3 separate regions of the Mus musculus genome follow, and regions 1 and 3 are each linked to region 2. Evidence: chromatin loops called from intact Hi-C (ENCODE). Cell type or tissue: gastrocnemius. All regions are shown on one strand. Links, peaks and the distances in the headings refer to the core of each region. The heading gives the core; the rest is flanking DNA. Region 1 has its middle 16 kb from the start of Cxcl14. Region 2 overlaps Gm46418 (a long non-coding RNA gene). Region 3 has its middle 15 kb from the start of Gm24716.

Region 1 (8,213 bases), core at 1,971-6,970, 140 kb after region 2:
CATTGTGAGGTTCCTCTTCCCGAGTTACTCTAGCTGTGTCAAGTTGACGAAAAGAAACCACTAAGCAGAGAAAGAAAGAGTTTATTTTGGCTTATGGTTTCAGAGAGATAAAAATTGGTTACTCTAGGGAGCCAATGGTGGTGGGCGGCGGACGCCAGCGGGCAGACCCTGCAGCTGCGGCAAGAAGCTGCGATCAAATCTTCAACCACAAACATGAAGTACAGAGAGAAAAATGGAGGATGTGAGGCTATCAGTGAACTCTCGAAGCCCCAGGTCAGTAACTGCATCCTCCAGCAAGGTCACAACGCCTCCCTAAACAGTGCTACCAACTGCGGAGCGGATGTTCAAATACCTGACTTTATGGGGTCATTTCTCCTTCAAACTAGCACATCCGCGGTAGAGGAAAGATTTGAACCCTTGCACACTTGGCTTCCTGCAGATGTTCTGCTCTGAAGAACTGTCTACTGCTCCTGTCTGTCATCCCCATTTGACCTTCCTGCCTGCCTGAAAGGCCCGGAGAGCAAGACTTAGCTCTGAACTGAGCTAATTATGGAATGGGGATCAACCATTTAGTCAACATGGCAGCACAGGCCCACAGTGGGAGCCAGGTTCATTTTACTGCTGTCAAGTCTACTTGTGTTCAAGAAGCGGGATGGCACTCCAGTCACATGCTCCTGCGGGGTTTCTCCAGCCGCTCAACAAAGGCAACCTCAAGCTGCAAGGCGGAGATTGCTGCTTGTCCCACATTCGATGGACACAAATTCTGTTTGAGCAGCGGCAGCCGGTTCCCAGCGCTGGCAAAGCGGCCACGATGCTGTCGGATTCGGCTCAGGACTTTAGTGAGCAGCTGGTGGAAACCATCCCAGCTGCTGGCTTCCCAAATCAGTTCACAGGCAGATTTAAAATCATGAGTTTCGTCTTGCCAGAGGCCAGAATGGATATAGGTGGCACGCTTGTCTGATAAGATACCAATATTCAGAATTGCCCCAGCACCAAGGGAGAGGCAGAACAAGAGGTGTCCTCTCAACTGTTTCCTCAAAGGCATGACCCAACAGTCATTTCTACATCAGAAAGGCTGTTCCCCTGCCACGGTGGCCCTTAAAGACAGCCAGGGCCTCAGCACTCACATTGGTTCCGCCACCAAAAAAAAAAAAAAAAAAAAAAAAGCAGTTTCTTTATAGCTTTCAGGGACAGCGTGGCTTCCCCACCAAACCCCAGTATGGGTCCCATCTTAGAAGAGACTAAGGCCCCTGGCCAAAGTGACACAGTAACCAAGAGCTCTTCAGCAATGTTAAAGATCTGGCACTCTCCTGAGTGCGGCGCCCATCCATCTTGGTTTGCTAGGGAGAGCACTGGTCCCTGACAGTTGTCCTGAGTGAAAATCACCGCCCCACCCTCACCACGTGTCTGTCCACATGGAAACCCAGACAATCAGGTACTGGGTTTTACTTTCTAGAGAACAAAAGTCAAGGGATGGAGAGATGGCTCAGTGGTTAAGACCACTGACAGCTCCTCCAGAAAACGCAGGTTCAATTCCCAGCACCCACCTGACAGCTCACAACTGTCTGTAATCCAAGATCTGACACCCTTAATCAGATATACCTGCAGGCTGAACACCAGTGCACGTAAAAAAATTTTAAATGAATTCTGTTGGCTGGAGAGATGGCTCAGCGGTTAAGAGCACTGACCTCAGGGCAACTGGGCAGTGCTGACGCATGGGGCAGCTTGGGGATCCATGAAAACCCTGGGCTGCACCATTCTCTGTAGTGTTATTCTGACTTTCTCCTTCCCTTGAGGCTGTGGTGGGAGAGAGCGCGAAGACCCATGGAGCCTTGCTAGTTGTGTGGGCTGAAGGAGGCTCCTAGAGCCAGGGAAGCTCTGGGGTGGCACCTGACCCCTTCAGGCTCTCTGTGTTTAGCTCTTAACTGACACCTACCTATTCCAGAAGCTCTGGGCTCTGTCCAGACCTGTATAGCCATAGGCCGGTGATGGTGTGATCACCCAATAACTAGAGCTGCCCAGTGCATAAAGCAGCCCACTCCATGGCTGAAAGGTCCAAGTGATGTGTCCTTAAATCAGCACGCAAAAGGATGCTTCCTGGAGCCACCCCTGAGCTCCGCAGAGCCACAAAATCTTTCTCAAGTGGGAACCTGGAAATGAGGGCAAGGCAGAACCCTGCTGTGGCACACCTCCCTTTTCCGTGCTAGCCCTGGCTGTCCTCAACCATGCCAGGAGGGAGCTTTGAGCTCTTGGCCACCAGGGTACTCTCCCCACATCACTTTCCATGTGAGGGTCCCTCATGTCCTCTGTGCTGAGTGCAGCATTTTCATTCACCCACTTGAGTCCCCACACAAATGTCCCGCAAGGACACACACCAGGAAGGTATGTAACTGGCCTTCCAGGCCTTGAGGTGAGAGAGCAGAGTTCTGCTCCCCGACCGCAGCATCCACCAGCTCAACCCTTTGGATCTGAGCTCTTAGTTCCAACTAAACTTGGTCTCTCCAGTTCTTCCCCACAGGTCCTGCCTTGGGGGACTGTTTGGAATTCATGTCACTTGTTCAGCTGTATGGGAAGCCCACAGGGGACCAGGGAATTGGCAAGACTCACACTTGCCCGTGCTGAGCCTACAGCTGTGTGCCTCACACGTTCTCCCTTGGGCACGCTAGCTCTATAGGATAGACACTGACATCATCTGCCACACTGGGTTTGTGTGCTAGAAGCTCTGGATGGACATGGCAGAACCTCTAAAAGTCAGGGCCTAGTGGAGAGACTAGGAGGGGACTGTCCTTAGAGGAACCAGCATGGCCTCAGGGACAGTTTGGCTGCCTCAACCCACTCTTACTTGTTGCGGGAAATATTAAAAAAGAGAATCAGCATGGTCTCACACTAGTGCTGGACCGCCGACCCTCTGCGGCTAACCCCTGTGCCAGGTGATCTCACTCACTCAGTCTCTCTCCCTGCCAACTCGCTGACCCTGTGAGGTCACAGGGCCATCTCTAAGATGCCCCCCTCCCCGAGTTTCTCTTGCTTTCATGTAACGCCCCACACACCCCTGGTTATCCATCTCAACACCTAATTACCCAGTAGAAACAAGACTCTTAAGCTTATAGTAACCAATTAGACATATATCAATTTAATTTAATCACAATTTACAAGATGCTAATACAATAATTTCAGAGCCAATTGATGATAAAGCTTTAACCCAATTATTCTAACCTTTTGATAACACCACATTGACCTCCATTCTGGTTCTCTCTCTCTCCTCCTATCCTAAGACCGATCTCTCTCTCTCTCTCTCTCTCTCTCTCTCTCTCTCCCTCCCTCCTTCCCTCCCTTCCTCTCTCCTCTTAGCCCCACCTCCCTTCTCCTGTCCAATCACAAGCCTCCCACTGCCCTAACGTGATTGGACAGGGAAAATCCTGCAATACTGACCTCCTTCCTGTCTCACCAAGTGGTGCTTTCTATACCCACGTCTGCCACATAGACACCATCTACCACGAGGCCCTCAGCAGTGCGTGCTCTCAAACCTGTGTAACTGTTAACTAAATAAACCTCTTTTCTTTATACATTCTCCAGCATCAGGCACTTGGTTATAGCAACACAAAACAGACTAACACACTGTATCCTTGGTTGGCTGTTGTTGTTGGGATTTATTTTATTTTTACCTGTGTGTTGTATGTATACACATGCAAGTGCAGTACCCATAGAGTCCAGAAGAGGGCGTTGGATCCCCTAGAGCTGGAGTGGTGGGTAGCTGTTACCCATTTGATGTGGGTGCCAGGAACTGAACTCCGGTCTTCTGCAAGAGCAGTCTGTCCTGAACCATCTCTCGAGCCCCTATCCTTGCTTTGTAGTTAAGAAAACGGAGTCTAATAAAAATTCAGTTCCATGACGACACCCAGGTACCAAATCACCATGTCAGGATTTCTACCAACCAGGCCTGAGTAAGTCTTCATATTTCAACACACCTCAATGCTGCTACATGAAATAACATTTTTCTAGATACATTTATGTCTCCCTAGGCTTTAGGACTCTTGAATATAGTGAATTGGTTTCTCTCTGGATGTAATCTGGTGTGCAATATAATCTGAGGAATATGTGATTTACTGCTCTCCAACACATGCCCAGAAGGTTTGGTGTCCCTAGTCCTCAGAGCATGAGGGCCCTAAGACTCAGTCATCCACTTAGATCCTGGAAAAGCTGAGCCATATCCCTCCCACACCTAGACCCACCTCTGGGTCTATGGTAGATCTCTCAACCTGTCTTTAATCCCATTCCCCAGCACCAGGGGACTGCAGGGCAGAAGCGTTGTTGAGGGAACACCCAAGCTCCTAACTCACTCTCCCTTATAGACCAGATTCTGGGGCAAACTCAAGAACTTCTGCCCTGGGAAACTGGGCTAAGAAGAGGTTCAGTATGAAGTGACCAAACACTGCCGTTATCTCAAACTACAATCTAGTTCAGAAGCCTACTTGCTCTGACCAATCTGCTCATGGAATCACACCAACCGTGGCCTGGTCCTTTTCCTACAAGCGTTGAAGCCTTCGGCTGGACAGCTAAACACAAGCAGCCCCACTAAACACATCTCACAGACCAAGTCGGCGCCCTCCACTTGCATTCTGGAGACAGTGCAAAAGCGCCACCTTGTGGCCACTTTATAGATTGCATGCTTCTGGACAGCCTAGAGCTGACACCATTGGACCGGGACTAGCTTCTAGTTCCTGGCTTTGATTGTTTATCATGATGCCCAAAAGAGAATGTTTCCTTGATACAAACCCCATCTCTGGGAACTAATGAGGAGCCTGTGTAATAACCCAGGCAAAAGCACAGCGCTGGAGTCAGACAGAGGGACCCAGGCCTCTCAAAACCTGGTGTGGCCATTTTCAATCTATGCAGCTTTGATGGAACTATGTTCCTGGACGGTAACTCTGTTTCTGTAATAATTAAAGAGGGAGCTTAACAGAGAACGTAACCAAGATCAAAGCCAGCACGTAGATCAGATCACAGCAGAGGAATGGCCTCACGGGAAGATCTGTGGATGAACTCTGGATCCACGGGTCAGTTATTCCCACCTTGGTAAATCCAAGGCATTCTCTTTTTCGTAAGGCAGATCACTCTGGTGTGCCTCTGAGAGGTGCAATCAGTAAAGATTGAGGGGAGGAGAAAGGAGGAGGAAGAGGAGGAAAAATAACAGCTGGGTATGGTGGCACATACTTGCCCCTCTCCTCACCCCCAGCTATTTGTAAGACGGAGGCAGGAGGATCACCAGGAATTGAATACTACTAGCCTAGGAAAGATACTGAAATCTCATGCTCAGACCCCAACAGAAGAAAAAAGTAAGGTCCAACTGTAGGAAAGAAATGATTGTTACATCCAGCCTTGCAGATGCCAGTGAGGTGTTGCAAAACAAATAATGGAGTAGTTGGAAAAGGAACACCGTATGACGAGTCCTTTGGTCTGGTGGGTTACAACACAAACCCAGCACAGGAGAAAGCTGTGCAAGGCAGGTTCTCTGTTTTGTTTTTGCTCAAGGTGACACATGTTATAACCACCTGGTGTCTTCGTTGGGGTTTTACTGCTGTGAAGAGACACCATCACCATGGCAACTCTTATAAAGGTCTTTGACTGTGGCTGGCTTACAGGTTCAGAGGTTTAGTCCATTATCATCATGGCCGGAAGCACAGTGATGACGTGCAGGCAGGCGTGGGGGTGGGGGAGGAACCAAGAGTTCTACATCTGGATTGGCAGGCAGGAGGAAAAGGAGACACTAGGCCTGGCTTGAGCATCTGGAACCTCAACCCCGCCCCGCCCCCATCTCACCCCCACCCCCTTAACACACTTCCTCTAACAAAGTCACACCTACTAATAGTGCCACACCCTATGAGCCTATGGGGGACATTTTCATTCAAAACTCCACAACTAGGAGGAGGAAACCTCAATATAGAAAATGTGCCCATCAGATTGGCCCATGGGCAAGCCCATAGGGCAGTTTTCTTGATTAATGATTAATGTGGGAAGGGCTAGGCCACTGTGAGTGGTGCACCTGGGCAGGTGGCCCTGGATTCTATCAGAAAGCAAACTGAGCAAGACATGAGGAGCAGGCCAGTCAGCAGCGCCCCTCCATGGCTTCTGCTTCAGTTCCTGCCCTGACTCGCCTCTCAACGGCCTGGAAGCCAAGTAGGCCCTTTCCTCCCTGAATCACTTTTGGTCATGGTGTGGTGTTTATTACACTTTAGAAGGCAAACTTTTGCGTAAGTCCATCAGAGAGGTCAAATATAAATGAGGCCTGAGTGTTAGAAAATGCCTTCGGGGCACTCTGGATATTAGTTATCCACAGAAACCTTCCTGCCAGTCTACCTAGTTCCACAAGCCTGTCGTAAGGGAGGAAGAATCCCGGTCACGGAGACCAATGCCCACTTGGAGGTGTTCCCATAGCATTATTTACCATGAGTAGGACTAAGTTTCCAGAAATAGTGTAAGGATGCCTGGGGGAAGGTCAGAAGGCATATCATCCCCTACCTAAGATGACAAAGAATGCATGTACATCTTTGCATACACACACATATTTAGTTTAATTTTTTTTTAAGTCTCATCTTGGCTGACATTGCTCTCCACAAGAACCACAAACCGCCTAACAAAAAACCCACACTAGGAATGGGAGTGACCTCTTTTCAGTTGTGGGTGACAGTTGTCCAAGAGGCTCCCAAGATACCACATGCTATCGCTGTTGCTGTCGGCAGCCTCTCCGAGGTGGGAGGTGAATCCTTGTTTCTAAAGACACAAAGAACTTTGGACACAGGGCCCAGGGGATCTGACTGGAAAACTCCTCCTTGCTCCTGGGTCCCCAAAAGGTCCTACCCATTCTCCTAAGCAAACAGTAGACCTACTGGAGTGATGGCTAAGAACCACAACACCAGCACGGCAAAACAGTCCTAAGGGAGCAATAGTGGCACGCGCACCTTGGTAACCAACAGCTCCTTAATCGGACTTAAAGCTGCTCAACAGGATGTAAACAGTGCCCGGCACTGGAAAACTCCTGAACTACCTGACCCCAGTGACGTCACGGATCCCGGAGGAGAACCCACAACCACCACTGCACCAAACCAGCCTGATTCCTAACTGCATGCTAGATATTTATCCTGACACCCACAGGTAAGGGTAGGTCTTACTCTTCATCAAAGAAACTTCTCTTTGCAACAGATGGAAACTGCTACAGAGAACCGCAACACCAAGACGCAGCGAAGAAGAGATCACATAATCAAGTGGTGCCCAGTCACAACTGATACATCTACAGCACAGCTCCTCTAAGGCTGGGGGCAGGGTGGGAGTGGGGGTCACTGAGAAAGATGGGGCGCAGAGATGGGGTGTGAGAGGCAGAGACTCGGGACCTGTGCAGTGAGATTGTGTCTCCAAGAAATGTCAGAGAGGCTATGCCCACAAACTCTCATCAACATGGCTGCCTAAACAAGATCTGAACAAAAACAGCAGCAGCAGACACGTTGACATGCAAGGGGGAAAGTTCTCAAGGTCTCAGTCGTAGACAAAGCAACTAGGGAATGCTGGGAGCTGAGAAAGTATCTTTTCTGGGTATCCACATTTCATCTAGGCTCCGCCCCACAGTTACCTGGCAACAGCCAGGTGTGCCTGAGTCACTATAAAAGGGGCTGCTTGGCCTCTCCTGGCACTCTTCTCTTCTCCTCTTGCTCTTTCCCCTTACCCCCTTACCCCTCTCTCCCCATTCCCCTGCCCCCCCTCCTCCTCCTCCTCCTCCTCCTCATCCTCCTTCTTCTTCCTCTCTCTCTCTCTCTCTCTCTCTCTCTCTCTCTCTCTCTCTCTCTCTCTCTCTCTCTCTCTCTCTCTCTCCCCCTCTGCCTTTCTCTGTCTCTACCCCCTCAACTCCCCTCCCCATGCCCTGAATAAACTCGATTCTATACTATACCGTCCTGTGGCTGGTCCCTTAGGGGGAAGGGATGCCTCAGCATGGGCCCGCAGAGAACACCCCTTCCTCCACACCATACCACACCTCCGCCAAACATATCCTTGGCTTCTCTTCCTTTTTATAAAACACAACACTGGGTATTGCTAAAATCCCTTCCCTGGGAGACATAAAACAATGTCTACCTCCCTCCCAGGTTTCTGACAACAAATTGAGACACAGTTCCTCCAAAGTCCACTCTAGAGCTTCTCAACCTATGGGTTGTGACCATTGGGAG
Region 2 (8,213 bases), core at 1,902-6,901:
CAGACCAGCTCTTTTCTCTGGGGCCAGTGACTCACTAGAGGCCTGTGCCCAGAGACCACAGAGTGACCCACCCTGGGGTGGAGAAGGCAAAGGTTTGCACGGTCCTGTCCAATGATCGCAGGGCACTCAGAGGGGGCCAGCACTGTGTGAATTTCTACTCACCTGATGCTCCAGCCTCTTAGACTCTTCAGACCCTGGCTGAGGCACCTCACCATGCCTCTTCCTAAGTCACCTGCAAAGGGAGCAGGTCTCAGGACTGATTACGCAATGTTTGTTCCCCGTCACAGAGCCACCGTTCAGGTTCCTGCAGCAAACCAAGTGTTCCTGCTCAGGGGGAAGGGACCAGCCTTGTTGACCGATTCCTAGAAGTCTGCAGCCATGAGAGGCCACACTGTGTGCTCCCGTGCTCCTCTCTGTAAGCTTTTGAGTCAGAAGGGCACCACTGTGGTGTTGTTTCAGGAAGGGATGGGGCTTAGGCAGGAGATAGAAGGCTTTGGAGTTCTCTGAAGCTTTGGAGCATGAGACTGGAGCCTGAGAACTCCAAGGTCTGTAGGAGCTTGAGTTTCCCTGGGTGTGACCAGAGGGGCTCTCTGGCATGGCTCTCCTAGACTGCACCCTAAACTCACTCTGACAGCCTCTACTGCTTGCTCACTGGGTGACTCTTTTTTTAAAAATAGACCTGACTCTTAGGTGGAATTCATTTTTTTCCCCATAAATGGATATAGTCCTTGATTTTATAACTGGGATGGCCAACTGACTCAATATCATTTGTAAATATTTCTCTCCAAAATTGATTTGAAATATCAACACAATCCATTTATTAACTTTTAAAGTTCAAATGAATTTCTAGATTTTTCTTTTTAAAAAAAATCCATCTCTTTAACTCTTGGTATAATATTGTTTGGACTTTTTTCAGACTTATTTACCTTTAGTTCATGTTATATAGTCAATGCTACTTAAGGCTAATATCATTAGCAAATCAGTATATCCAATGCAGCAGCCAAGTCCCACCCCTTGTACCCTCAGACCCAAGAAACTACTGTTTGGTTTCCTACTTGGGGTGAGTAGATTCCTGTCTCCCTAGGAATAATGTCACACACACCTCCCTCTCCCCCTCCCCCTCCCCCTCTCCTCATCTCTCCTCCTTCCCTCCCTCCATCTTCCCTTACCATCCCCAGGAACCCAGCCACCTGCCATCACCACACAGGGCTTTACCCTGTCTAGAACATTATAAAATTGTACCAAGCAGATTAGTCTATTGGGTTCTCTTGCTCACACGCTGCTCCTGACTGTGGTCCTGTCACCGTGTGAGCCAATGGCACCCTCGCTTCTCCAACTGGTGGAGCGGCATCTAGAGTGGACATATCACTAACCCACTGTGGATGGTGTTTCTTTGTTCAACGGAATTTTTATCTTTGTTTTCAGTAGTCCAAGCTGCGCCGGGGCATGGTCTCCCCAGAGCACATCTTTTTGGGGTGCACGGACACTCTGCATATCCCATGAGTCTTTATTTCTTCGAGCATTTCTCCAACACTATTTCTCCCCTTATCTTGGAAATCTAACAAGGAGCACATCATTAAACCCTAAAAATATTTTCCCACTTGCCTCAAGGCTCATTTTTAAAACCTTCTCCCAATTTTTCAGGCTGCACCATATTTACTGGCATCCCATCCGTGCACCCCTCTTTTCTAGCTGTTGATTCTCCCGCTGGATCATGCAGGGAAATTTTTTCATTCAGATTTTATGTATTTCCATCCTAACACTTCTGCTTGTTCTTTTTAAAAGTATCTTTTAAAAGTTCTTCGTGGACATACGGCTCCTTATTCCTCTTCCGTCCATCGCTCCGGATCTGAGGGAGCATGCGCACACCGCAGCCTCTTCCATACATCTCTCTGGATCCGAGGGAGCATGCATGCGCTCACCGCAGCCTCTTTTGAAGTCTTTGTCTGGTAATCCAGCAGCCAGTGACTCACCTTGGGATTTGAATGTATTCTTTTCCCTTGAGAACTGGCGGTGCTTTCCTGGCTCTTTGCATGCTGGGTAGATTTGGATTATTTTAGAGATGGGAAATGTCATTGTGTGTAGATGTTGGATTCTACCCATAATCCTCTGTCTGAGAGCCATTGGTATTTTGTCCTAGCCAGTGTTCAGTTTGCTTAGATCTAATCTCAGGTTCAGCATCGCCTTGTGCGGACAGTGGTTCCGGTCTCGGGCACTGTCCTGATTTGGGGTTGTCCCTAGCAGGCACTATTTAGCAAGTGTAGTTTTAAAAATAGGGACATGGTATATATTTCAGTTTGATTCTCAAGGTTTTATGCCACTGTTTGGGTCTCTGTGATTTGTGCATAGCTCAGGGGTCAAGCTAAGCCTACTGCTTGTTCTCACAGAATTAGGGGGCTGTTTTTTTAAATTATGTATAATCCTGGATATTCCTAACACCACCTTTCCAGATGTGTCCCCCAATCAGATTCTGTTGGCACTCCCTTGTGCTGTATCCTTTTGCCTCTGCTGTTTCCATGAGAAGGAAGAAAAACAGAAGAAGACAGGGGAGTGAGGAAGAGGAAGAAAAGAGGAGGAGGAACAGAGGGGGTGAGGGAGGACCAGACAAGGAAAGAGCAGGGTGAGGGAGGAGGGAGGAGCACATGGCTGCTCACAGATTTTTCTCTCCCCCGCCCCCCCAATCTGCATTCACTCACCTTTTAGAGTTCTCACATAGCAGCTTGTATGTTCTATTTAGAATTTCCAGTCACAGTAGGACTGGGCTGTCAGGAGCTTATATTATCATCTTATCCTCATTTTTGCCTGTTCTTGTTGTTGCATAGCAAACACTCCTTATATATGCAGGATACAAGCCCCTTGTCGAACATTTGCATTGTGAATATTTTCTTCTTAGGAATGCCTTCCTAATGTTGTTATTGAGGACTTTCTGGGAAACAAAAGTTTACTTTTTTTGTTTTTTTAATGAAGTTCAGTTTGTTTTTACTTAAATCGTGCCAGTTCATCCCTGCAAACAGCCAAGAGATAGGAAAAGACTTATGCGGGGGTTGCACAATGGTGGACCCACGGCCCACTACAGAAGCCTACGCCAAGGATTCACTTAACGTACATGTTCATATGAACATCCTGAATCCCAGGGTCAGAGTCAGATCTGGAGACACCGCACTCCAGGCTGCGCTCCCAGCTTCTGTTTGCCAGGAATCCTGTTCTCTGCCCAGAGAGTACACATTGTGGGTAGGAGGGACCCTGGCCCCACGATGAATAACAGCAAAGGTTGAAAGCTTGAAACTCCTGATTTTCGGGAGCACGTGGTCCGCGCTGCTGGGCGCAGGCAGGGTTGGAGGAGACAGACTCTGAAGGCTGGGGTCTGCGGGATGCTGCAGGGCTGGCTGCAGTCACAGTATCTCTGTGGGACAAATGCACAAGCACTGGTCCCCAGGATGCAGGGCTCGGAGGAGGAGACCCAGGCCCAGCAGCCCACCGGAACACTGCTGCAGTGCACTTCCGGCCCCTCAGGGGGAAATCAACAGCGGCCTGCTTCCTTGTTGGGAGAAAAAAATATCTCCCAAACCCTTTGCATTCGCCTTCACGTGCCAGTCCCGGTGCTAGTCCCATGTTTGCCCAGAAGCCGCTCCTGGGGTTTGGCAGAACCTGTTTGGACAGCATCAAGGCTCACCGTGGTCCATCAGGAGCAGAGCCTTCCCCTCCCCATGCTTCTGGCGTCATCCTGCCAAGATTTTCTTGCTCAGGGAGGGGCTTTAGTAGCATTTCAATTCTTCACCATCTCAGAGCCGTGTGCCAGGGACCCTGTAGGTAAAGGGCGTCGGAATCAGCCAGATGTGTAAGAGTACATATACCACAGTTCCCTCAGAACTCAGTACTTACCGCCTTGTCCACAAGGGGGCGACTGATTTCCATTTATTCTGGAAGGTCCCTATTGGGTCGTCATTAATGATTACTTAAGATGATATTTCTGTTTCTTTGTGTGTGATTGTTTCAGAGAAACCAAATCTCTTTATGCAAGGGTGGCGCCATTTTCCTCCCAGCTGACAACTTTCAGATGGCCGTTTGTTTGAAAACATATTTCCGAATCATTTACACACATCTTCCCCTGCAGTTAGTCACGGGGTGGGGGATTGGGAGTGGGGTGTCTTCTAACAAATACCACATCTCGACCACTGAGAACAGAGTCTTGTGGTCTTCCGCACCGAAATCAGGCAAATTATTTAAATTCACAGGAAAGGGGGGGGGCGCGTCTTTTTGTCAACATCAAACAGAAAGCATTCTCTCTTTGAACATGTAAATCCCTTAAACATATTCAAGAATTTTAACAAGCATTCCAGAAAGCTATCCTGTTACTCTTTGAAGCCCTGGAAGGATTTTCTTAAAGTAGTCACAGGCTCCTCAGGGCTGGGAGAGCCTTTGCTGTGATGGAGGTAGGAGCTCAGACCCTGGGAGCCCCTCTGTTCCAGAGAGGACAGGCAGCTATCCAGAGAACAGGTAGGCCAAAGGATGGTGAGAATCTTCCAGAAAGAAGAGACAATGGATCCATTTCCTATCTGCTCTGCATCGTGGGGCAGTACGGAGACCTGTCTGCTCGTTCTCAAGGACGACTAGCCGCAGCTCTGGACTCAGCAGCTCCATCCGGGAAACCATGTGTCCCTCAGGGGTCATGAAACTGAAAAAGTCTACACAGTTCAGCTGTGTCTCCTTTGGAAATGGCGGAATGTTTTCAGAGGCAGGTTATTGATGATGGTGTTGTCAATAACGGGGATTGGGAGGGGGGAGATGAGTTAGAGAAATGAAGCTGTACTCATATCACACCACATGACATGAAAAGAACAACACAGACCTGTGTTTACGGTCAGGGAAATTAATAGAACTTTCCACTTACTAAGGGAGAGTTGGCCAAGGAGGTTCTCTAAGATTCTTAGGCAAGGCAAAGGAACCAGAGAGAGTTCTGGGCCATGCATGGGTCAAATGAGGTAAGTCCCCCCAGATTCTCTGTAGCCACAGTGGTCAGGACCACATGGGGCTGGCAGGGACAGACGGATGCGTCAGTGAAACAGAACCGGAAGTGGACGCGCACAGCCACGCACAACAGGAGTATGAAGGAGAGAGAGTCTACAGGGCTGGGAGACAGTCTAACAAAGGACAGCGGAACTTTGGGTGTGTTTGAGGAAAAAACCTGAGCTTCAATGAAAATCAATATGAAACTAAATGTAAGAAGTACATAGCACCTCAAAAGTTTAGGAGGGAAACGAAGACACAGGGGGGAAAATAGCTTGTAACCATAACAGGGTAAGGGTCTGAGGGCATCAAAAGCCTGCGTAAAGAGGTCTGGGAAATTAACCCCATGGAAGTAAGACTTCTGCTCTGAGAAACATCCCTCTAAAAGGAGGGAAAGTGACATTCAAAAGGGGGAAAGAACAGGAAAAAAAATTAACAAAAACAAAAACCTCCCAGAGCATACTGCGACAAGTCACTGCAGGACCTTAGAACTGAGCCTGACCAGCGAAGCACTCTGTGGCTCCATTAGAGAGTGGACGAATGACCAGGGGAGACAGTTCACCAGACCACCTACAGGTGACCTGTGAGCACCTGAGAAAAGGTTCGGCATAAGCAGCCTTTAGGAGAATGCAAATTAAAACCACAGTGAGACACCATACACACACACACATACACACTGGTACACACGGCATCAGAACACAGACACCACATACACACATACACCACACCACACAAACACCACACCACACATACACACACCCCACACACATACACTCATCAGAACACAGTGAGTCACCATATACACATACACACACATACCACACACCATACCACACACACATACACACACACACCTCACACACCCCACGCATGTACACTGCATCAGAACACAGACACCACACACACACACACACACACACACACACACACACACTGGGTCAGAACAGCTATTTAACAAATGACTAGCAAATGCTAGAGACACCCATGAAACAGGGTCACTCTGACCTTACAGATAAGAATACAAAATAGAACAACCAGTCTAGCAGGAGGAGGCTGCTTAACAAAGTATGTAACGCCCACAGAATCCAGCATTTGCACTCCCGAGAGCACACACACCAAAATCCGCATAAATTATGTGAGATTTATCCATGGGTGAAAGGGTAAACCAACTGTGGTATGTCCATACCACAGGGTGCTAGTCAGCCATAGAAAGGAACGAATTATTCAAAAATACACATGCTTAGTGAGGAGCCAGACAGTGCGCTGAGGAGAACAAGCGAATGCAGAGCGTCACTCTGGAAATACGGAATCTCAGAAGAGAACAGCTCAGCTCCTAAACTTGCAAACTGTTGGGTGGTCGGGATAGAAGGGAGGTGGAGAGGCTGTAGGGAGACAACATGGCGGAAACAAATCTGTCCCCTTGTGACGATGTCAATGGAAATATTCTTATTGACTGTATGGAAGCCAGTATCCTGGTTCCTGGGCTGACAAGATGGCTCGGAGGGTAAAGGTGCTTGCTGCCAAGTGTGATGATTTGGGTCGACTCCTGGAACTTACAGTGGGAGGAAAGACATGATTCTCCTATCTTGTTTTCTGACCTCCAGGCTGACCTTGAACTCCTGATCCTCCCCATGCCTGGTTTGAGGCAGTTTGGGGGTAGGCTGAACCCATGGCTTTACGCATGCTAGGCAAACAGCCTGCCCATAGAGCCCACCCTTCATTGTTTGTTAAAACCCCGTGTGAATCTCATGATCTCCAGACTCAAAAGTTTAAAAGGACAGAGCATGAAAGTGCCCTGAAAACCAGAAGCTGTGGATTTGTGTCCTGGCAGATGTGAATCCTAGGGCTTCGCCGGGACCCTCACATTTGCTAATCATCCAGATGACGTGGTCAAGTCCTAGGCACACTGTGCGCTCCAGGAGACCCCTGGCTGGTAAGCTATGGGGTGAAGCAAGTAAGTACCTAAATGTCTCTGCAGTTCCTCCTGAGTCCTGAGGATACTCCCTTCCCCAGCTTGCTAGGGAGGGAGGGAAGGAGGGAGGAGAGTGGGAGGGCAGCACCTCCCTCCCTTCAGTTCAGGGTTGCTAGTAAGGCTGGCCAGCCTGGCCAGGCTCCCTGGGAGGCAGCCTGCACCGCTCACACCAACACTCACACCGCCCTACACAAGTGAGATCTTGCAGTCAGTTAACATCCATCAGCACGCAGCAAATGAGCAAGCAGCAGTAATTAAAGCTCACGTGTTCCTTCTCTCCAGAGTTGTCCTTCTCTGGGTCTAGAGTCCTTAACAAGGACAGCTTTCTCCAATTAAACAACCACAGGTAGCTTCACAAATCTCAGCTGTCCGCCTAGTAGCCAGGAGGTAAACACAGCGGCGACTTCGTGCCCTGCAAGGTCATCTGTCAGCTGCTCCTAACGAGGACACAGCTATCAGAGATGTAAACAAGCCATCAGTCTGAGGGGACTGTCTGGGGGCGCTGAGTAAGGTGGCTGGGAAACCTCACCAGGCAGCAAGTAGGATACAAAGGCAGGCGCCCGAAGGGAGAGCAGTGTGGACCACAGAGCCAAAGCAAGGCCTCAGAGGAAGCCTGGGAATCCTGGCAGGGGTTGGCTCTCTAGGGACGCTCTCCACAGTACAGTGCTAACAGAAGATGGGGTTGAGGGTACACACTTGCTCTGTTCCCTGCCTGAGTGCCCTGCCTCCAGGTCTGCACTTAGTGGGTCCCTCCAATCCTGCCTCTTCCTCAGAAGAGCCATTTCCTCTAAGCTGGCCTCTGGGCCTACCTCCAGTCACATGCTACTTGGCTGTCTCCTCAGAGCACTACCTCAGGAAGCACACTGCTTGTCTGGTAGCCTGCTGAGCCCCTCAAAGTGGAGGAAGTTGTCGATCCACGTGTGTTTTATTCACTCCATGTCTACCAACTTCACCGAATGCCCGCTGATGCCTCTACTCCATCCTAGAGGCTTCATTCTGTCAGGAGAGCTTTGGGTTCCCCAGAGAACAGGACGATTCAGATTCCGGGTGGCTTTAAATAACCACAGGTAGCTATGATATCATATAGGGATAGAATAATTGGGGTAACTTGTCTAATCTAGGTGGGCATCTTGTATTATTATCAACTGGTTCTGAAATTATTGTGTGGGCATTGTGAATTGAGAATGTATTGATATATAAATCTGACAGATTAATTATAAGCATCTAGAGTTTT
Region 3 (8,213 bases), core at 1,659-6,658, 95 kb after region 2:
CATTTCAGAAACCTCATGGACATATGGAGGAAACAGTCACTTCACACACACACACACACACACACACACACACACACACACAGACACACACACACAAAAAGGTGGGCCACTGCCACACTGCTGTCACAATAGCTTCTATCATAGTTGTCACTGAGCTGCAGCTGACTGTGCCCTTTCTCTCACATTAGTATTAAGCCGATCCTTTTATCCTGGCTTAATGTCACTCATTCCGTGAGCTTTGCGTTCCCTAATCTCCATTAAATCTGAGTCTGAAAAAACCATAGTCATCTCAAAAGACCTGGCTGCAGTTAACCTGTACAAAGCCACTGCACAGTAGCCCCAGTTTGCTTTGACAACCTCTAGATGCTGGGGGCGGGGGGTTGTTGAAATGTCAACATTCTACTCCTCTGGATCAGGGACCACGCACAGTGGTCACAGCTCTCCCTTCAATGACTCATGAGCTCTGCCTGGTGGCTCCTAATGGCCCAGCCAAGGGAATTCTTGCAAGGGTAATCTTCAAATGCCAGAAAGCAAGGCAGGAAGTCAAAGCCGGGCTTTGTGCTCATTTCGGGGAATGACCACACCCGCTCTGAGCTCACACCCACTGCTCTATCCTCTGTGCACCCACAGCTGAGAGGATTTGGCAGAGGAGGCCCTTCTACCCGTGCCCAAGAGCTGCAGGCTCTGGTAAAGGTAGACTGGGAAACCTCCCAGCCCCTCATGGGACCAATCAGACAGAAGCCACAGCAGCAACTGAAGCATCCCTAATTCCCCAACAGTCATGACAGCAATGTCTTCCCAGAAGTCCTGCTGCACAAGTGTTGGGCATACTGTACACCTGATACTCAGCACCGAGCATAGCTAACCTTTGGCAAGACTGAGGAGAGAGAAAGAGAGAGAGAGAGAGAGAGAGAGAGAGAGAGAGAGAGAGAGAGAGAGAATGGTAATGCTAACTATAGGCACTTCCTCTGAATCTTACAGGGATGAGAACCCTGACTTTTAAGACTCATAGAGTCCCTTCAAGGTACTTATTACAAAGAGAACTGGTTTCTAGAAAGGGGACCTGAAGCCCAGCCTGCTGAAGGGATGGGACAAGCCCATAGTTGCTTCTAGATCCTTGAGCTACCTACTATTTTCCAGCCCTGAGACTAGCCTTCCACAGTCACACCAGCGTCCTCAGGTAGATGCTATTATACTCTTGGAGTGGCTGACGCCCCACTCCCAGGCAATAAGCACCATGCCAACAGAGAAGCATCAGGTTCAGCTGACCCACTGGCTGTTCTAGGCCAGTGAGCATCCCAGATCCAACACGAGGTTGAGTGTGCCTGGGAAGAGAAGTGAAAGGAGAGAGGTCTTAGCCAGGAAACTGAATTAAACAGCTCCAGGACTTACAAGCTCTTGATGCTAAAAGGCTTTAGCCTTTCAAAGCAATGGAGCCAAGAGGGGCTGCCCATATCCCACACACACACACCACACACATCGTTGCTGTGGTAACGTGTGGATGGGCAGCTAGTACGATACCACAGGCACTTGGAAACACGTCCTTGTGCTGGGGCCAAGGAATCTCCAGTGAAGGGTGACTCAAAAGGGTTTTAGTGTCTCTGAGAGGCTCTGGTGCCCCCTGTCCCCTCAGCCTTCCCATCTGTCCTTATGGCTGCTGTTCAATCACACAATCCGATTCTGTTTCTGCTTCAACGAGCTAGCTAGTAAGGTCCAGGCTTTACTCTTAGTAAAACACATGTCAAGAATCTTTTGCACAGTCTGATCTCTTGATCACCGTCTAACATTTTTCTCATTGTAAATATATGTATATGGTGCCATCAGAAAGCCTAAAAAGTAGAGCTTGAACATGGCCCACGCCAGCCACAGATATGGCACGCCGCTCACCAGCTCCTATCGTTCCTTTGCTTCATCCCATCATGTTTCTGTCTCTGATTATTTTTTATTTTTTAAAAAAAAATGAATCATTCTATCTATAGCTTGCATGGTGGTGTTTTCAGTTAGCGTATAGTGAGCATTCTCTCATGTCATCTGGTGGTGACAGGACTCCTCAGAAACATGACTGCTAATGACAAGACTATCCATCATGCGAATGGGCCATGACAGAGCTAACTCTTACCATATTGCTGGGAATGTCATGTGGTTCCAATTTCTTCCTATTAAGACGATGCAACAATGAATACCTGAGAAGCCAAGCCCATTTGCTGGCCCAGGACTCGTCCTCAGGATGCACTCATAGAGGTTCAATTGTTTGGGCCCTCACGATGGCTGTTCTTCAGATTCATAATAAAAGGCGTTTTAGAAAACTGGTCCAGCCTGCCCCCTCAACACCTGAATATCAAAGTAGCCATTTCACTATATCTTCTACATGCCTGGATGCTATGATACTTAAAGCTATTCCCTCGTGATTTATGAAAAGGGATGCATCTACTGTGAATGTTTTAATGTTAGTAAAGTTTGGCATTTTCCTTTTTTTATTTTTATTTTTTTCATTTTCTTCTGTGGTTCAATTGTTTGTGTCCTTTAACCTCTTTTGTTATATATTTTTTAACTATAAGAGTAATGAAGAAGAGCGTATAGACCCGCCCTCAGAATGTCTTCAGGCTCCAGGATAGCGATTTTGATATCCACCCTCCCATCTGGAATGCATTTGGATGAATCATATTTAGCAACAGTTCCCACACTTTAATGGTAAGTGCGCCCTTTCCATCCCACATGCCTAACTGGAGCTTGGAGGTCTTATAAATGCCCTCTTAGAGGTTGTAAAGCCCTGGACGGAGCTTCATAAGCATTGATAGAAAGAAACTATTGTTTCAGTGAATGGAAGATCTGGTGTGTTTACCAGATGAATAATGCACCGAGTTCTTATACCCAGTCAGAGATACTCTTACACTTCATTCTCCTCTGTACACTTTTCAGTTCTCCTATAGAGAACACCATCATATGGGCAGTAAGACTTCGGGCTACATCTAAGCTCTGCACACAAATGCCTCTGCACCTCTCATTCTGGACTTTATGTTAAAGACTTTCTTTTTCACTGTCTCTGTGTGTGTGTGTGTGTGTGTGTCCCCATGTGTGAATATGTGCATGTGAGTGTCAGTGAAAGCTGAAGCCAGACATGCTGCATCTCCACGGACTTGGAATTACTCACAGTAGTGAGCCATCCAATGTGGGTGTTAAGAGTCAAACTCAGGTCCTCTACAAAAGTGATCCTAGCCACTGAGCATCATCTCCCCAGCCCCGCATCCCTTGTTAATGAGTAGATAACCGATGCAAAGTTTCTCCCGAATACTTTTAGAATTTTCTGCATCTTCCCATAAGTTGAAAACAAACTGATGTAAAAATAAAGGCTAACATCATCGGAGCCCTGGCCCCGCCCCAGGCGCTGTTCTCAGTCTCAACAAGCACAGACTTGGAGTGATTGCATGGGAGACATCACCGCCTCCATCCTATGCATGAGAAAACCTGAGCCTTCAATTCAGTAACCTGACCCTGTAAGTAGTCAGCTGGAGCCCAGGCCTGGTGATTTAACTACCACCCCCTCTGCAGGCCGTGTGCAGCACTGCCTCACAAACTCAACTGCACTCCTCTGCTAGTCACCAACACAGCATACATTTCTGTTGATCCCAGTAGTCTTAACGGGCATGGGAACTGCTGCTTTTCTCAGTATCCATCCCAAGTCTTGATTCCATGTCTCCCCAGGTACTTTATACACTCAGACAATTAAAATGAGATCTTCTGTATTAAATACTTTTTTAACTGGCTTATTCTTGTTATAAAAGAGAATTAGGACATACAAAGCATTTATGTTGTTTGCCAACTTACTGGCCTCCTTTTAGTAAAGCTAATACTTCCCTTGGTTTCAAGGTAATTGTATTACTTTAAAATACTGGGGAGTTTCTTCCCTATTTTTTGTTTTGTTGTTTTCTACCATGTCTTTTGCTTCTGGTTCTAGGCTTTTTTGCATGGATGGACATGAGGTAGGGAAGCTATGGGGCACATTCATACCACACCGGTGGCTTAATAGACAAGCAAGCAAACAGACGAGATCATCTCCATCTACTTTTCCTATTTCCTAGAGTTTCAGCTGTTAGTTTAGACAATATTCTTTATTGTGATAAGGAAAGAATGTTGGCATCATGGAATTTAGGTTTGTTTCTGTTTTTGTTTTAACTATTTCTGAGCTGAGGAGACAGCCAGTCATAAAAATGTATTCCACACAAGGTGGGAGGATCTGAGGTCAAATCCCCAACACTCGGCATGGCAGCACACCCCTGCAACCCTAGTGTTGGAAAGCGGATGGACACAGAAACAGGCAGGCCCCTAAAGCTCACTGGCTATACAGCCTGGTGGAATCTACAAGCCTCAGAGTCTTCAAGAGACCCTGGCTCAAAAACAATAAAAATGGGATATATTTGAGGAAAGACACCTGACGTCAACCTCGGGCTCCACACGCATGCACATATGCACGCGCACACATACTTTTTAAACTATTTCTCATTTTAGAATCCAAAACTTCTGCCTTCCTTCTTCTTCAAGCAGAAGATGTGGAACATAGCTCACACTGAATATTCAAAATAATCTCTTGCAGACTTATTCCCATATGATACCAAAACAGCTGGGACTCTTCTGCCCTCTGACCCGCTGAGTCCCCAGCCTTGTGCCTCTCAGACTCTTGTCTCTATGGTGACTGTCATGATGCCACAGTGTCTTCTTGCTGTCAGTGGTTCCATGCACTTACCCAGCTTAGCCCTCCAATTTCTGTCGACACAGGGATCAGAAAACTCCACCCAAGAAAATCATGCATGAAGTGTGAATAGCTTTCTGGAAGTAATTTTATATCATTAAGAGCCAAAGGTGCATTATGAAAATGCACCTTGACCTACTTGGACCACTCAACAAAGTCTCTTAGTATTGATTCCCTCTGGTCTGGAGAGAAAAGGGCTCCCCCCAGACAGCTAAAGTACCATACAGAAAAGTAAACCCAACACGGCTTCAGAGTGTCAACAACACGAGCGAGCTGCACAATAGGTCAGAAAATTAGATTGACCCCCAACACATTCTACAACCATCAATAGGCACCGCGCAAGCTTACTGGAGATTCTTTAATCATAAAATACAGTGAGAGATATTTTCAACAAAATCTTTACAGCCCCAGAGTGGGTATGGAGGGACGGGGATAAACAATCCACAACGAATGAGCTTGTTTTGTTGAGTGCAGTTAACTCTTGCTGAAGCAAGGGCATCGCAGAAGGCACGAGACTCCGAGGGGAATTCTCAGAGCTGTGCAATTCTGTGGGAGAACCAAACTCGCGCATAAATAATTAGAACAAAGTCAGTACATGTTGGAAGGGTTGGGGCTGTAATTTTTCAGGCCAAAGAAACGCAAACATTTTAAGTCGGAACGTCAGCCTTGGGGGATAGACAGCCCCTGCCTGTGCAGTGAGAAGCAAGGCCATAAACCTGTGTCGGGGCACATGTAGATGGATGCGGGGGTCACTCGCTTCCCCTGCCTCAGTTCCCCCTGCCAGAGCTGGCCTCAGGCCCATCTTTGATCCAGACCGGGCTTGTTTTACCGGCAACTGGCAGATTCTCCGTACCCCTCAGATTCTCCATACTCCTCTCTCATTTTTTGTTGCCTACAGACATTTTCAAACAAGTATACACTTAGAACTGACTTTTAAAACTGAGCTTTTCATTGTAAGATGATATAAGCACGTGGTTTAAAAAAATTAAGCAGTAAAAATAGACACACATCTAAAAGGGAATCTGGTTTACCTCAGCTCTCCACTACACACACACACACACACACACATTCAACACACTCATCAGTTTCTAATGTATCCTTCCAGAGAGATCAAAACATACGAATAAACAAACAGTTCCCTTTTCACACAGATTACAGCAGTCCACAGGCTTTGCCCTTCGCCAGACTTTATTGGTGTTGTATGGCCCTGACCCCAAGGAAATATGAACAAAAGCCTACTCACCCCAGAATGGAAACCAACAACAGACCAAAGTATGGTACTACCAAAGTTGACCAGTGCCAACCAGTGAGCTCTATCAGAGTCACAGGAGTGTGGGTGAGGGGCAGTTGCAAGAGCAAAACTGACTCAAAGACTGCTGCATTACCAAAGCCCACCCTAGCATGGGTGACAGCTCACAGAAGAACCTGAAGCTCACTATACAGCCTGCAGGCAGCTCTACAAGTTGGAAAGTGTCCTTTCCAGGGAGTTTGGTTGGGCTGAGCCTCTTCCAGGCAGCTCAGCTAGTCTCTGCTTCTTCCAGATACCTTGGCCAGTCTGAGCATCCTCTAGGCCACTCATCTTATCTGAGCAGGTCTCTCAGCTTACAAAAGCTCAGAGAGGGAGAGGTCTAGTTAATCCTGTCAGCCTCAGGGACTTCCTGAATTTAATGAGTTGTTTACTTCTCCAGTTTAATGGTCTTCCCTGTGTGATAAAAAAAAAAAAAGTGCCATCTCCCCTAAGGACATCCTGTTGTCTTACCTCCCTTCTGACATCTTGTGTCCTCCAAGATGGAAGGTTTATCTCAGAGAAAACTGCTACCTAACAATGGACCTTCCTAAAGATGAAGCTAATTGTACACTGAGTGGGCTCAAACTATCTCCCATGGTTCTGGTGGGGATGGCAACAGGACTGTGTGTCCCTTCACCTCGAATGGGCTTTACCTTCTGGAGCTCAGTCCTCTTGGAGATGAGACTCCATCTGACCCGGGAAGGGCCCCTCCCCCACCCCACATGACTTTACTACATGCGATGTGGGGGTCCAACTATTTCACATGCTGTTTACTTACAGCTCACTGCCAGTCTGTTCTCCTGAGAGCCAAGGCTCTGACAATCACTGCTGTATTCCCGGCACCCAACAGATGCTGCCCTAGGCTAGATGCTTCAGCGAGGGAGTGACTTGACATTGTGCCTAGAGAGCTCACTGACTTCTCAAGTAAGGATAAGTGATAAACGAGGAGATGACTGGGATAAGACTGTACCCCAATTTACAAATGGATACATGGGCTTTGGTCCCATAGTGAATCACTGGAGAAGCCAAAGGTACAACTCAACATGACCCCGTGACCCATTTCCCTTCCACCTCCAGGACATGCCAAGTCATGATCTCAGCATCCAAAATGCCCGCCTCTGCTTTCAAATAGAATTTCCAGTTGATAAAAGTCCCCAAAGGTCCATGACCTCTTCATATTCCTTCCAGTTGAGACTAAGGATGTGTCCCAGGTCACTTTAGGAAACAGTGGGTCTTTTATCAGACACAAACCATGCTCCGTATATCTGTACTTCCATTGCTACACGGAAGCCTTTGCCTGCTTCCATCAGCCAGTGATGAGAGCCGACGTGTGTCAGTCTTCATGGGTGTTGTCACCTAGCATGCTGCAACATGAGCTCTGTAACTGCGTAGCCAGCCGAGGGTGGAGAGGAACGGCCTAGGGCGAACCCTGCCCCTCCAAAGATGCACCCAGCTTCCTGGGAACTGTCTCATTAGCTGGCCCACTGGGAGACATGCCAGGCCACCTGAGTGAGCAAAGGACTTCTCCCTAGACAGCAGCGGCTCAATTCTGATAACACGCTACACGAGCTGCATCCATCCTCAAGACTAAGTCCAACCCCAATGTGGCTGTCATCTAACGAGCGTGAATTGTGATAGCCTTTGGATGTGTCTTCCAAACTAAAACTGTTCCGAGAATAGAAAGTGGGTGTCTTAATATTGACACAGGGATTTCAGGGTTATTTCAGGCAAGCTAGGCATATGCTATTGACCTACGGTACCAAATCTGCTGCCTGGGTCTGATGCTTGCATCTTTTTTGCCAAAGGCTAAGCTACCCACATCGCCCACCGCCTTCATAGCCATATACTCTTGGGAGCCATGGAAACAAGTATAACCCCCACTTTAGAAATGAAAACAGAAAGGTGAGGTAAGGCAAGGACGCTCGCCAAACCCTCACAGAAGTCAGTGGCAGAGATGGAAGGGGAGCTCAAACCAAGTAAACAGACTAACTCTGCCTCCTTTTCCATTGTTGTGTCGATTTACAGGGGTGTCAAGATTAAAGCTAGCCTGTTTTGCAGACTCCAGAATGAATTTCCTAGGAACAAACTGACCATAGGTCAGTAAGAAATCCCCAGCTAAAGAAATTGCTCCCATAGATTAGTAGTCTTGAATGCTTTCTCTCCAGCTGGTGGTAATAT

What was found. Peaks named below come from ENCODE experiments on the same cell type or tissue, not always from the same donor. Only the 100,000 strongest peaks of a DNase experiment are listed, where the experiment ranks them.
Region 1: it touches region 2 in a loop (8-fold over the local background); 37 of 42 quality-filtered maps call a loop at or near these places.
Region 3: a loop joins it to region 2, with 4 times the contacts of the local background. A loop is called at or near these places in 7 of 42 quality-filtered maps.

What each region holds. Positions count from the first base shown.
Region 1 is chr13:56,276,056-56,284,268 of GRCm38, reverse strand. No RefSeq gene overlaps it. Among named protein-coding and RNA genes, the nearest start is that of Cxcl14, 16 kb to the left of the region's middle. In gastrocnemius, for the core only: CTCF peaks have their summits at 3,718 (motif pointing right) and 4,644 (motif pointing left); DNase peaks (open chromatin) are centred at 3,723 and 4,636.
Region 2 is chr13:56,418,192-56,426,404 of GRCm38, reverse strand. It overlaps Gm46418 (a long non-coding RNA gene), which reads right to left. Exons shown (of 7, transcript XR_003950506.1): 7 at 2,593-3,804. Among named protein-coding and RNA genes, the nearest start is that of Gm3045, 4.3 kb to the left of the region's middle. In gastrocnemius, for the core only: a CTCF peak has its summit at 3,895 (motif pointing right); a DNase peak (open chromatin) is centred at 3,886; H3K4me3 peaks cover 222 bases; H3K27ac peaks cover 349 bases.
Region 3 is chr13:56,323,281-56,331,493 of GRCm38, reverse strand. No RefSeq gene overlaps it. Among named protein-coding and RNA genes, the nearest start is that of Gm24716, 15 kb to the left of the region's middle. In gastrocnemius, for the core only: a CTCF peak has its summit at 3,546; a DNase peak (open chromatin) is centred at 5,527.